Linked DNA regions of Mus musculus: region 1 is linked to region 2. A link is a loop called in an ENCODE intact Hi-C map of the cell type or tissue named here. Cell type or tissue: heart. All regions are shown on one strand. Each heading gives the region's core, and the rest is flanking DNA. Links, peaks and the distances in the headings are about the cores only. Region 1 has its middle 36 kb from the start of Elavl4. Region 2 overlaps Agbl4 (ATP/GTP binding protein-like 4).

Region 1 (7,614 bases), core at 1,454-5,453, 170 kb after region 2:
TGTTCTTGGGCACCAGTTACATGCACGAAACAGCTGTGAATAATAAAGTGGAGTAGTAACATCCTCTTAATGTCAAGACATTATACGCTAAAATTTACAAAGCATTGCTTGGACCACAGAATCTTGTCTTTTTTTTTTAATCCCTGAATTGCCATATTCAAAACTGTGCAATGGATATAAGTAGTTCTCTTAACAAGTAACAAAATCTACGATCACTTACAGGGAGAGCTGGGACTGAACAAAGAGGGGAGAGGACTTAACCAGGATACCCCTTTGATCTATCAAACAGCCTGAAGATTTCTGGGAGAATGGAATATGGCCAGTCCACCTCACAGCCCATTCACAACATGTTGTAGATGAAATTGTTCACTTATTTGTAGTAGAGGTCAAGTGAGGAAAGGGGACAGGTTCTGGTGTTCCTTGACGTCTCCAGGAGTATCTCTCCTTCAGGGCCCTCTGTATGCAAATCACACATCCTAGTGACATCATCCCTCCTTCATCTTCATACCTATAACCTGCGCCTCTGAAGGTGACCATTCCAGTTATGGCTTTGTTTCTATGTCTGTGTTGCTCACTCTATTGTGAGCACAGACAGGTTAGGCCTTATTCTTTTTTCCATTGCCTGCTACCCTAAAATACTAGCTTCCACTGAGTGACACTTTCCAGAGCTCAGCTCTAGTCACTGATCATCTAGCATCAAATAATGAATTCCAGTCCATTAATTTACTACCTAAGATGGTTAGTATCCCACCTTTAAAAGTGAAGTAAAGGACAGGAGATGAAGTACAGGGTCAAGTACTTAACCTAGTTTGTACAAATCTCTGGGTTCAATCATCAGCATCAAAAATACAAGTGAGAATGGGTCTAGAGAGATGGCTCAGTGGTTAGAGCTCTAGCTGCTCTTCCAGAAATCCCTGGGTTAGTTCCCAGTACCTACAGCTCTTTGTAACTCCAGTTCTAGGTGATTGGACACCCTCATACACACACATGCAGACAAAACACTAATGTACATGAAATAAATAAAATGATTTTTAAAAATACAAGTGAGATAGTAATGTCACTGGTTGCATTGCATTTCTTGATAAGATTCTTTGATTCTTTGGTGTGGATCGTTAGGAGAAAGGAAGGGATAAAGGGGTTCAAAGAGAAGCAATGAAGCAGAGGCAGAAATGGGGCTGCAGTCCACCCTCGGTGAACATTCAGCAGACCGGGTGCTGAGGAGTGCTGAGGCTGCCATACCTTTACAGAATGGTCCTAACTCCAAAACTCTGTATTGACCAATCACTGGATGTGAGTACCTAACAGGAGCCCATGACCTTGAAAAGGACAACTCTTTATCAAAGCAACTCCAAAGAGGGGTGACTATGGAGGGCTAAGTCCTTCAGCTTTGAATGTGTCTGGGGACACTTCAACAGCCTCCACTGAAATAACTTTAGAGTGTTATCTGAAAGCAGATACACACGAGAGCATAACATTCTATGCTAAATGAGTCTTATGGGTTTTTTTTTTACATATTCGTTATTATTTATATTAGCAGCAATATCATTAGGCTCAGTAAAAATGTCTTCAACTGAGTCCGATCCATTTTCACAGAGCATCTCCTCAGTGAGAATCAGGAAGTCAGTATAGACCTTGTTTTTATTCTGCTCACTTCCCTGCAAGACAGCCTTTCCCCCTCTCTCTTTTGTTATTAATCTCGTCTTAAAAGTGCTTATGCCATCCTATTTTAAAACCTCTAGGGTTGGTTTGATTTGATTTCCCTTCCACTGAAATGACTGTTCTGAACTCTGACCTTAATCCGGGATGGTTAGAGCAGCTGGAAGCACTTTCTTGACTATCTATCTATCTTCACACTTTATATTCTGTAGCAGCTCAGAGAAATTCTAAGACTAAATGCAGTCTTTAAACATTGCTAACATTAACAGTTCCTATCCATGGGGTTAATTAAATGTAAATGAGTGCTGGCCCTAGCATTCCCAACTTTGTAAGGACCCTGGGTCAGTTCTGTGAGCTTGTAGAGTACAGACATCAAAATACCTTGGCCAAAGCTGTCAATGGAAAAAGATAAATGATCTAGAGATCAAGAATATTGAGCAAGTCAGAGTCAATTCCAGTAACCAGCTGCTTAAAGACAAGTGATATGCGTGGGAGTTCAAAGGTATGATATGTTGTTGATTTCACACACACACACACACACACACACACACACACACACTCACACACACAGAGCTAAGCTGGTTCTTTTTTTAATTCTGAAGTCATATGATTTATCTCAAATGTATGTATATGTGCATACATATTTCTAACTCATAAATCTTTTTGTGTCACTTCTCTGCAGAGCCAAAAGGCTTAGCGGAGCCCTTCTATGTCCATAAATATGCCAGGAATTGTATGTTCTTGTCTATTTCTTTTTCAGTATTGGAGATCAAACCCAGGGCTTATGCATGCTAGACAAACACTCTGCCACTGAACCACGTCCCCAGCTGTTCCTGTCTTTGTGCATGTCATTTCTGTTCTCCAGAAAGCCTACCTATTGCTGAAGCATCCTTCAAGTTTCAATTCAAATGCCATTGGCTCCAGATAGCCTTCCCTGGCATGCACTTGCTGCTCTGAACTGCCTGCTTTTCTCCAAGAAAGTGAACCACAGGTGGAGGAAAATAAATTTGGGGGCCTTATGGAGAATGTCCAGGTATAGAGAGAAAGGGGAAAGTTGTGTATAAAACCTTCATAGTTAAAACTTTATGTTGTAGGGTGTGTGTGTGGTGGGGGAGAGACAGACAGACAGACAGACAGACAGAGACAGAGAGAGAGAGAGAAGTTTATCTCTCTGATTTTAAGAACCTAGCGTCATTGTTTGACTCCAGGATTAGAAGCTCCTAAAGCAGGCTTTCTGACAAAAAGAAAGTTTCCCCTGAGTGCCCTCTTGTGGAAGTGCTGAAAGAGCCGGAAGATATCAAATGTATAAAACCAAACCTTCGCCAGGCTGAGAGTGGTGTTCTGTGCTATCCTGTGTCCTAGTTGGTTGAGCAGACATATGCAGCAAGACATGACCCAGAGTGAATCTGTAGCTGGTAGATCAGATGTTTCCTTAAGAATGCAATGTACCCAGAGTGAGGACTATGATAAAGAAGCCCATGGAGAAAGGGTGTGTACCTAAGAGGTGGAGAAGTGGTACATGCTCACTAGCTTTCTCTAGCACATCACCATAGTCTGAAGAACACACTTTCAAGTAAGAGTGCTGTAAGTTCTGCTTCCCTAGGCCATTAGCTCTTAACATGCCCCAAACCACTTGCTGAGCCATGTTAAACTACTGATCTCTCTCTGAGAACCCATGAGACTGTAACTTAGAAATCATTCCAGGGCAGTTCTAACAGATAGTCTTCAGACATCTTGTAGTGGATTGAGTTTTGTAGAGCCATTTATATATTTTCCTACAACTTAGGTAACTGTGATGGTTGGAACATAAACAGCCCTCATAGGTCCATATATTTGAATTTTTGGTCCACAGTTGGTGAAACTATTTGAGAAAGATGAAGGTATAGCCTTGCTGGAGAGGGTATGTCACTGGGAGTGAGCTTTGAGGTTTTTAAAGTCCATGTCAGACTCAGTCTTGCTCTCCTTCTACTTGTGGATCAGGGGCTAAGCTCTCAGTTACTGATCCAGCACCACGCCTGCCTGCCTGCCTGCCTGCTACCATCCTGCCTACCATGATAGTCATGAACTAACCCTCTAAAACTCTAAGGAAGACTCCAGTTAAATGCTTTCTCCTAAAAGTTGCCTTGGTCATGGTTTTTCATTACAGCAGTAGTTACCATGTATCTAAGAACATGACTTTTTATAGTCATGATTTCAGATATTCTAATTCATTGTCCCTGTGAGAGTACCCTTTTGAGACCTCAATCCCTAGTTTTTGGTCTGGAAGACATGATCTTTATTTTCATGCATGGGAACTGCTAGCTAGAACTATTTGAACCATAGTTATAGAACAAACCTTTCTTTCTCCTTCTCTCCATCCTTTCATGTATTTATCAATCAGCTGTCTTTGTACCCTATGGATTTCCCTGGAATCCATGCCTTCCTTGTGCTTATTGGTGTGCAAACACATGATCTCATGCCTGTACAGAGGTGCAACACTTTTATGCATATACATAGCCTGACATTGGGTGCCTTCTTCAATTACTCTCCAATTAATTTTTTGTTCTTTTGAGTCAAAGCCTCTGAATGAACTAGGAGCTTGCCTAGTTGAGTACACTAGCTGACCAATAAGCCTCAAGGATCCCATTTGGCTCTGCACTCCCCAATGGCAGAATTATAGGTGCCTGCCATTCTGCCAGCATTTTTAAAATTTGGGTGCTAGAGATCTAACTTGGCTACTCCTGCTTGCATGGCAAGCACTTTGCAAGCTGAACCATCTCCCCAGCCCTTGGGCTATTTTTGAGAAGGAAAGAAAGATGGCATTAGCCATGAAATAGCTCTCCTGGGGCACAGTACTGACAGTCATTCCTAGAACAAATCTCAGACAGTGGTAGCTACTATGGGCTTCTTAGGTACATCTACTAACAAAATACTACAAATAAGAGGTGAGGGAATTGGAGCTTAAAGAGGTTATACGCCACTTAATTCATCTGCAAACCTGAACCCAAGTCTATCTGGCTTCGGGGCTCCGCATTGCCTTTCACAAGCTGAGCAGAATTAACTACCTGCAGGTAGGCTCATCTAAATCACCTAGTCAGTTTTGTCGTCAATAAACATAACATTTTAGGAGAAAAGTCCATGCTTCAGAAAGTAAGTTAGCAATCAAAATTTTCCACATAGCATTGACACCTCCCTGGATTCTGGGAAATAGGAAATGAATACTGAATGAAATAGAAAAAATGGAGCGGTCGCCATCTAGTTCCGGGACCTGCCGAACTTAGGAAATTAGTCTGAACAGGTGAGAGGGTGCGCCAGAGAACCTGACAGCTTCTGGAACAGGCGGAAGCACAGAGGCACTGAGGCAGCACCCTTTGTGGGCCGGGGACAGCCAGCCACCGTCTGGACCGGAGGACAGGTGCCCGCCCGGCTGGGGAGGCGGCCTAAGCCACAGCAGCAGCGGTCGCCATCTTGGTCCGGGACCCGCCGAACTTAGGAAATTAGTCTGAACAGGTGAGAGGGTGCGCCAGAGAACCTGACAGCCTCTGGAACAGGCAGAAGCACAGAGGGGCTGAGGCAGCACCCTGTGTGGGCCGGGGACAGCCGGCCACCTTCCGGACCGGAGGACAGGTGCCCGCCCAGCTGGGGAGGCGACCTAAGCCACAGCAGCAGCGGTCGCCATCTTGGTCCGGGACCCGCCGAACTTAGGAAATTAGTCTGAACAGGTGAGAGGGTGCGCCAGAGAACCTGACAGCTTCTGGAACAGGCGGAAGCACAGAGGCGCTGAGGCAGCACCCTTTGTGGGCCAGGGACAGCCAGCCACCGTCCGGACCGGAGGACAGGTGCCCGCCCGGCTGGGGAGGCGGCCTAAGCCACAGCAGCAGCGGTCGCCATCTTGGTCCAGGGACTCCAAGGAACTTAGGAATTTAGTCTGCTTAGGTGAGAGTCTGTACCACCTGGGAACTGCCAAAGCAACACAGTGTCTGAGAAAGGTCCTGTTTTGGGCCTTCTTCTTCGGCCAGGAGGAGGTCCAAATACAAGATATCTGAGCACCTTCCCTGTAAGAGAGCTTGCCAGCAGAGAGTGCTCTGAGCACTGAAACTCAGAGGAGAGAATCTGTCTCCCAGGTCTGCTGATAGACGGTAACAGAATCACCAGAAGAACAATCTCTAAACAGAGTCAACTATAACTACTAACTCCAGAGATTACCAGATGGCGAAAGGTAAACGGAGGAATCTTACTAACAGGAACCAAGACCACTCACCATCACCAGAACCCAGCACACCCACTTCGCCCAGTCCAGGGAACCCCAACACACCTGAGAACCTAGACCTAGATTTAAAAGCATATCTCATGATGATGGTAGAGGACATCAAGAAGGACTTTAATAAATCACTTAAAGAAATACAGGAGAACACTGCTAAAGAGTTACAAGTCCTTAAAGAAAAACAGGAAAACACAATCAAACAGGTAGAAGTCCTTACAGAAAAAGAGGAAAAAACATACAAACAGGTGATGGAAATGAACAAAACCATACTAGACCTAAAAAGGGAAGTAGACACAATAAAGAAAACTCAAAGCGAGGCAACACTAGAGATAGAAACCCTAGGAAAGAAATCTGGAACCATAGATTTGAGCATCAGCAACAGAATACAAGAGATGGAAGAGAGAATCTCAGGTGCAGAAGATTCCATAGAGAACATCGGCACAACAATCAAAGAAAATGGAAAATGCAAAAAGATCCTAACTCAAAATATCCAGGAAATCCAGGACACAATAAGAAGACCAAACGTACGGATAATAGGAGTGGATGAGAATGAAGATTTTCAACTCAAAGGTCCAGCAAACATCTTCAACAAAATTATTGAAGAAAACTTCCCAAATCTAAAGAATGAGATGCATATGAACATACAAGAAGCCTACAGAACTCCAAATAGACTGGACCAGAAAAGAAATTCCTCCCGACACATAATAATCAGAACATCAAATGCACTAAATAAAGATAGAATATTAAAAGCAGTAAGGGAAAAAGGTCAAGTAACATATAAAGGCAAGCCTATCAGAATTACACCAGATTTTTCACCAGAGACTATGAAAGCCAGAAGAGCCTGGACAGATGTTATACAGACACTAAGAGAACACAAACTGCAGCCCAGGCTACTATACCCAGCCAAACTCTCAATTATCATAGAGGGAGAAACCAAAGTATTCCACGACAAAACCAAATTCACGCATTATCTCTCCACGAATCCAGCCCTTCAAAGGATAATAACAGAAAAAAACCAATACAAGAACGGGAACAACGCCCTAGAAAAAACAAGAAGGTAATCCCTCAACAAACCTAAAAGAAGACAGCCACAAGAACAGAATGCCACCTTTAACAACTAAAATAACAGGAAGCAACAATTACTTTTCCTTAATATCTCTTAACATAAATGGTCTCAACTCGCCAATAAAAAGACATAGACTAACAAACTGGCTACACAAACAAGACCCAACATTTTGCTGCTTACAGGAAACTCATCTCAGAGAAAAAGATAGACACTACCTCAGAATGAAAGGCTGGAAAACAATTTTCCAAGCAAATGGTATGAAGAAACAAGCAGGAGTAGCCATCCTAATATCTGATAAGATTGACTTCCAACCCAAAGTCATCAAAAAAGACAAGGAGGGACACTTCATTCTCATCAAAGGTAAAATCCTCCAAGAGGAACTCTCAATTCTGAATATCTATGCTCCAAATACAAGAGCAGCCACATTCACTAAAGAAACTTTAGTAAAGCTCAAAGCACACATTGCGCCTCACACAATAATAGTGGGAGACTTCAACACACCACTTTCACCAATGGACAGATCATGGAAACAGAAACTAAACAGGGACACACTGAAACTAACAGAAGTGATGAAACAAATGGATCTGACAGATATCTACAGAACATTTTATCCTAAAACAAAAGGATATACCTTCTTCTCAGCACCTCA
Region 2 (7,614 bases), core at 1,337-5,336:
TATTGAACATTTTCAAATATTTATTAGACATTTGTGTTGTTCCTTTGGGAACCCTCTATTTAATCCATTAACCCATTTACTGACTGGATTTGTTCTGGAAAATTTTAATTTTTTGAAGCTCTTTATATGATTCCAGATATTAATCTCCTGTTAGATGCGTGATTAATAAAAACATTCTCACATTCTGGAGGCATTTCTTCATTATACTGATTATTTCCTTTGCTGTATAAGTTATTAGTTTTATATAAACTTATTCGTCAGTTGCTGGGATTTCCTGCGATATTAGAGCCATTTTCATAATGCCTGTTCCCATGTTCTTTGCTTGACTTCACCCAGCAATTTCAGAGATTCTAATATTACACTTCTGTATCTATTCAATTTTAATTGATTCTTCTCCAGTGTGACAGAAATGAACCTAGTTTCATTTTTCAACATACTTATATCTAGTCTTCCCTAGCATCATTTCTTGATGATGCTAACTTCTTTCCAACATATGTTTTGACACCTTTGTCAAAAATTGGTTACTATAGCAAAATGACATTGTTTCTGTATTCTCTATTCTATTCCATTGGTCTACATATCTGTTTCTATATCAATGTTATCATGTTTGTGTTATATTATTGCTTACTGTGACTTTGTAGTAAAATTTGAGGTGAGGTGTTGTAAAGCTAACACCACTCTTTTTGCTTACAATTGGTTTGCTATTTTAGAGTCTTTCATGCTCCCATATGCATGCTGGGACTGGTTGTTGTTGTTGTTGTTGTTGTTTTTGTTGTTGTTGTTTGGGTTTTTTTCCTAATTCTATCACAAACAATGGAATTTTCTTTTTTTTTTTTTCTGAATCTGTAGATTGCTTTTGGGAATATAGCCATTTTGAAAACAGTAACTCTGCTGTGGAAACCATGGTAAACGACATCTTTCAATATTCAAGATACCTCAATATTTTCTTCAGTATTTAAAACTTTCATTATATGACTATTTCACTCTCTTAATTAAGTTTATTTCAAGATATTTTTAAGCTATTGTGAATGGAATATTTTCCTAATTTCTTAGTTAGCTAAGGTCATTATTGCTGCATACAACAGTATTTTGAGTTTTTGTATCTTAATATTTTGCTGAAAATCCTAATCAAGTTGAGTTTTCTTGTAAGCCTATAGGGTTTTTAAGTACAAAGTCATATCATTTGCAAACAGGGTAATTCTGCTTTTTCTATTCCTATTTGTATGCCTTTTATTTCTTCCTCGTTGCTCTAGCTAAAATTTCAAGCACTATTTTGAATAAGATTGGAAAACTGTTCCTGACTTTACAGCAAACAATTTAGTTTTTCTCCATCGGTTTGATTTATGTAATGTTTATTATATTGACTGAGTTCTTTCTGTTCATAATTTCTTTCATTAGAGCTTTTATCATGAAAGAATGTTGAACTTTGTCAAGTGCATTTTCTGCATCTATGTGTATGCTTTTCTGTATACTTATACATTCTGTATAAATGTACTGCATTTATTGATCTGCATATATTGAACCATCTTTGCATCCCTTCAATGAAACCATCATGGCCATGGTGTATAATTTTCTTATTATGTTCATGAATTTGTCTTGAATTAATTTTACTGAGAAATTTTGCATCCATATATCATTATGGATTGGCATTTGATTTCTTTATATTATATACTACTCCAATTTGGGTATCAGAGAGTTTTGGCTTCATAAAACAGGCAGGGTAGTGTTCCTTCTCTTTATAGAATAGTTCGAGAAGTATTTGTGTGTTATGTTAGCTTTTTTTAAACTTCATCTATCTTAGTAGTAAAATTGTCCAGCCCTGGGCTATTCTATATTGGAAGATTCTTACTGCCACTTCAATCATGTCACTTTCTATGGAGATATTTAAATTTTATACACTCTTAATTTAAATTTTATAGAACATATGTTTCTGTGAATTTATCCTATTCTGGATTTGCTAGAATATAAGCTTTTAAAGTTATCTGATTTTCTTCTGGATATCCCTATGGTATCTCTTATAACATTCCTCCTTTAACCTCTAGATTGGTTACATTGGCTAGGAGGTTATCAATCTCATCATTTAAAAGAACCAACTCATTACTAGAATTTTTTTAAAATATATTGTTCATTTTGTCTCAATTTTGTCATTTGATACCATGATATATAATAGTTCTTGCCATCTAAAGTTTTGGGGTTTGACTTGTTCTTGTATCTTTGAAAACTTGAATTACATAAATAACTTATTTTGTAGTTCTTTGTAAATTAAGCCCTCACAGCCATAAGCTCATTTTTCCTCTGGTGAATATGCTTTCACAATCATGTGACTCTACTTTTTTTTAAAGTCCTTCCTGATTTCTTCAATGATCATCTAGTAATTCAAATGGATATTGTTCAATCTGTACATATTTGTGTTCATGGTGTGGTTTCTCTTACTGTTAATCTTTGGTTTTATTACATATTGTATGATATTATAGAAGATATCATTTTACTTATTTTGTACCTGTTGAGACCGCCTAGAATGTGGTCTACTTTAGGAAATGTTCTAGGCCTGATTTAAAAGTATTTACCTGTTCCACAGAATATTCTATAGATATTTGTTAGGTCCATTTGAACCACAGTATAGTCTAACACTGAACTTTGTTCATTAGTTTAGTTTGAATTAAGTACCTAAAAATTAGAGTGAGGAATTCTATCTGGTTTTGTTTAATTATCTGCTCTTTTATGCCTATTAGTATTTTTATGAAGTAAAGATCCCAAATACTTTTGTGGCAGACAAAAATGGCAGAGATTTCCAGATATTCAAAGAGCACAGGCTCCTATGAAAGAACATATTTTAAAGTAAACAATCATTTCCCATAATAAAATACAAAACTAGAGAGTAAAGTAAAATTGCATAGGTGTTTTTTCAAAGCCTAACAATGTCTAATGACTTTAGCCTAAGCTGTGGAACATAAAATCAGCAGGGAATCAAATATTCTGTTTCAAATGCTATAACACTTTTACATAATTATGGTTATTTTTAAACTCTCAGACCTCTTCCCTATCAAAAAAATCTGAGCAGTCTTTTAGTCTGCACATGCAAGCTTTATTTTGAAATGTTAAATGCTGATCAAATACACAATTCACTTACCATCCTGCCATGAAATAACTAAGTGTGACCTTGCTCAGTAAACTGCTAGGCTGGCAACACTTAGGAGATGCTGATGTTAACTATCACCATTGAAACAGAGCTTCTCTTAAGGCTCAGCAAATTGTGTCAACTATTAGGACTCAGAGCCATGAGAAGCAGTGGGTACTAAGTGACTTGAAAACCCATGCTCAAAGCCCTGGTTCTGGTCCTAGGTGGTAGCTGAGTTGGTCAGCCTGCCAGCACTTTTACACCTCTGCCACCAGGGTGAGCTGTCCCACTTTGCCCAGGCAAGGGGTGGGGTCAGCCTTCACATTGTGACACACTACAGCTTTCATGGCAAGATTTTTTTGTTGTTTTGTATTCTTTTTCATTTATGTTTTTCTTTTTTGGAGGGGAAGGTAGTCTGCAAACGTGGGGTGGATATAAAGGGACAGGGAGGTGAGTGGGATTGGAGTGCATGTTGTGAAATTCACAAATAAAAAGTTTTTTAAATTAATTAAAAATTAAAACTAAAGTTTATTATCAAAGTGTGACTATTTTGCGGAACACGAAGAACAAAAGCAAAGGCAACATTGTAGTTTTACTAATTAGTGTAATTCTTTAAAACCTTATTTGAAAGTGAACAGAAGCAATAGAAGATAGAAAAAAGCCAATTATAATAAAAATTATCATCTTTCTGGTTATCATCTTGAAAAGTTGTAATTAGACTTTAATATATATACTTAATTGCTCATGTAATACCTAAGTCCTTATTAGAAAAAGGTGGGCTACAAACAAACTCAACCAATCATAAATATATAACATACATATAGTACATATGTATATATGTATGTATATATATGTGCACATATATATATTCAAATAATGTGTTCCCTTCCTTCCTGTTATCTTAATACTAGTGCATAGGACTTCTGTGAAAGTTTCCTTTAAAGCAGCCTCAGATTATCCAAAGAGAATATTTGAACATACATATAAGTGGTGTTTCATTAAATACTATTTGTATTTATCTGTTTCCTTCCCTCACCCCCAAGATTTTAGGTTCAGGAATGATAGAATAGAAAAGTCCACCATCCCTTCCGCTCGACTCGAGACTCGAGCCCCGGGCTACCTTGCCAGCAGAGTCTTGCCCAACACCCGCAAGGGTCCACACGGGACTCCCCACGGGACCCTAAGACCTCTGGTGAGTGGATCACAGTGCCTGGCCCAATCCAATCGCGCAGAACTTGAGACTGCGGTACATAGGGAAGCAGGCTACCCGGGCCTGATCTGGGGCACAAGTCCCTTCCGCTCGACTCGAGACTAGAGCCCCGGGCTACCTTGCCAGCAGAGTCTTGCCAACACCCGCAAGGGTCCACACGGGACTCCCCACGGGACCCTAAGACCTCTGGTGAGTGGATCACAGTGCCTGCCCCAATCCAATCGCGCAGAACTTGAGACTGCGGTACATAGGGAAGCAGGCTACCCGGGCCTGATCTGGGGCACAAGTCCCTTCCGCTCGACTCGAGACTAGAGCCCCTGGCTACCTTGCCAGCAGAGTCTTGCCCAACACCCGCAAGGGCCCACACGGGACCCTAAGACCTCTGGTGAGTGGAACACAGCGCCTACCCCAATCCAATCGCGTGGAACTTGAGACTGCGGTACATAGGGAAGCAGGCTACCCGGGCTTGATCTGGGGCACAAACCCCTTCCACTCCACTCGAGCCCCGGCTACCTTGCCAGCTGAGTCGCCTGACACCCGCAAGGGCCCACACAGGATTCCACACGTGATCCTAAGACCTCTAGTGAGTGGAACACAACTTCTGCCAGGAGTCTGGTTCGAACACCAGATATCTGGGTACCTGCCTTGCAAGAAGAGAGCTTGCCTGCAGAGAATACTCTGCCCACTGAAACTAAGGAGAGTGCTACCCTCCAGGTCTGCTCATAGAGGCTAACAGAGTCACCTGAAGAACAAGCTCTTAACAGTGACAACTAAAACAGCTAGCTTCAGAGATTACCAGATGGCGAAAGGCAAACGTAAGAATCCTACTAACAGAAATCAAGACCACTCACCATCATCAGAACGCAGCACTCCCACCCCACCTAGTCCTGGGCACCCCAACACAACCGAAAATCTAGACCCAGATTTAAAAACATTTCTCATGATGATGATAGAGGACATCAAGAAGGACTTTCATAAGTCACTTAAAGATTTAGAGGAGAGCACTGCTAAAGAGTTACAGGCTCTTAAAGAAAAGCAGGAAAACACAGCCAAACAGGTGATGGAAATGAACAAAACCATACTAGAACTAAAAGGGGAAGTAGACACAATAAAGAAAACCCAAAGCGAGGCAACGCTGGAGATAGAAACCCTAGGAAAGAGATCTGGAACCATAGATGCGAGCATCAGCAACAGAATACAAGAAATGGAAGAGAGAATCTCAGGTGCAGAAGATTCCATAGAGAACATCGACACAACAGTCAAAGAAAATACAAAATGCAAAAGGATCCTAACTCAAAACATCCAGGTAATCCAGGACACAATGAGAAGACCAAACCTACGGATAATAGGAATTGATGAGAATGAAGATTTTCAACTTAAAGGGCCAGCTAATATCTTCAACAAAATAATAGAAGAAAACTTCCCAAACATAAAAAAAGAGATGCCCATGATCATACAAGAAGCATACAGAACTCCAAATAGACTGGACCAGAAAAGAAATTCCTCCCGACACATAATAATCAGAACAACAAATGCACTAAATAAAGATAGAATATTAAAAGCAGTAAGGGAGAAAGGTCAAGTAACATATAAAGGAAGGCCTATCAGAATTACACCAGACTTTTCACCAGAGACTATGAAAGCCAGAAGAGCCTGGACAGATGTTATACAGACACTAAGAGAACACAAATGCCAGCCCAGGCTACTATACCCGGCCAAACTCTCAATTACCATAGATGGAGAAACCAAAGTATTCCACGACAAAACCAAGTTCACACAATATCTTTCCACGAATCCAGCCCTTCAAAGGATAATAACAGAAAAGAAGCAATACAAGGACGGAAATCACGCCCTAGAACAACCAAGAAAGTAATCATTCAACAAACCAAAAAGAAGACAGCCACAAGAACAGAATGCCAACTCTAACAACAAAAATAAAAGGGAGCAACAATTACTTTTCCTTAATATCTCTTAATATCAATGGACTCAATTCCCCAATAAAAAGACATAGACTAACAGACTGGCTACACAAACAGGACCCAACATTCTGCTGCTTACAGGAAACCCATCTCAGGGAAAAAGACAGACACTACCTCAGAGTGAAAGGCTGGAAAACAATTTTCCAAGCAAATGGACTGAAGAAACAAGCTGGAGTAGCCATTTTAATATCGGATAAAATCGACTTCCAACCCAAAGTTATCAAAAAAGACAAGGAGGGACACTTCATACTCATCAAAGGTAAAATCCTCCAAGAGGAACTCTCAATTCTGAATATCTACGCACCAAATGCAAGGGCAGCCACATTCATTAGAGACACTTTAGTAAAGCTCAAAGCATACATTGCACCTCACACAATAATAGTGGGAGACTTCAACACACCACTTTCTTCAAAGGACAGATCGTGGAAACAGAAACTAAACAGGGACACAGTGAAACTAACAGAAGTTATGAAACAAATGGACCTGACAGATATCTACAGAACATTTTATCCTAAAACAAAAGGATATACCTTCTTCTCAGCACCTCACGGGACCTTCTCCAAAATTGACCATATAATTGGTCACAAAACAGGCCTCAATAGATACAAAAATATTGAAATTGTCCCATGTATCCTATCAGACCACCATGGCCTAAGACTGATCTTCAATAACAACATAAATAATGGAAAGCCAACATTCACGTGGAAACTGAATAACACTCTTCTCAATGATACCTTGGTCAAGGAAGGAATAAAGAAAGAAATTAAAGTCTTTTTAGAGTTTAATGAAAATGAAGCCACAACGTACCCAAACCTATGGGACACAATGAAAGCATTTCTAAGAGGGAAACTCATAGCGCTGAGTGCCTCCAAGAAGAAACGGGAGACAGTACATACTAGCAGCTTGACAACACATCTAAAAGCCCTAGAAAAAAAGGAAGCAAATTCACCCAAGAGGAGTAGACGGCAGGAAATAATCAAACTCAGGGGTGAAATCAACCAAGTGGAAACAAGAAGAACTATTCAAAGAATTAACCAAACGAGGAGTTGGTTCTTTGAGAAAATCAACAAGATAGATAAACACTTAGCTAGACTCACTAAAGGGCACAGGGACAAAATCCTAATTAACAAAATCAGAAATGAAAAGGGAGACATAACAACAGATCCTGAAGAAATCCAAAACGCCATCAGATCCTTCTACAAAAGGCTATACTCAACAAAACTGGAAAACCTGGACGAAATGGACAAATTTCTGGACAGATACCAGGTACCAAAGTTGAATCAGGATCAAGTTGACCATCTAAACAG

Evidence for each region. Peaks named below come from ENCODE experiments on the same cell type or tissue, not always from the same donor. Only the 100,000 strongest peaks of a DNase experiment are listed, where the experiment ranks them.
Region 1: it touches region 2 in a loop (5-fold over the local background); 3 of 42 quality-filtered maps call a loop at or near these places.

The regions. Positions count from the first base shown.
Region 1 is chr4:110,319,432-110,327,045 of GRCm38, reverse strand. It overlaps a transcript of Elavl4 not described here. Among named protein-coding and RNA genes, the nearest start is that of Elavl4, 36 kb to the right of the region's middle. In heart, for the core only: a CTCF peak has its summit at 2,956 (motif pointing left); no DNase peak of the experiment used is centred there.
Region 2 is chr4:110,490,337-110,497,950 of GRCm38, reverse strand. The region is part of intron 2 of Agbl4 (ATP/GTP binding protein-like 4); the gene reads right to left. Among named protein-coding and RNA genes, the nearest start is that of Agbl4, 96 kb to the right of the region's middle. In heart, for the core only: a CTCF peak has its summit at 3,382; no DNase peak of the experiment used is centred there.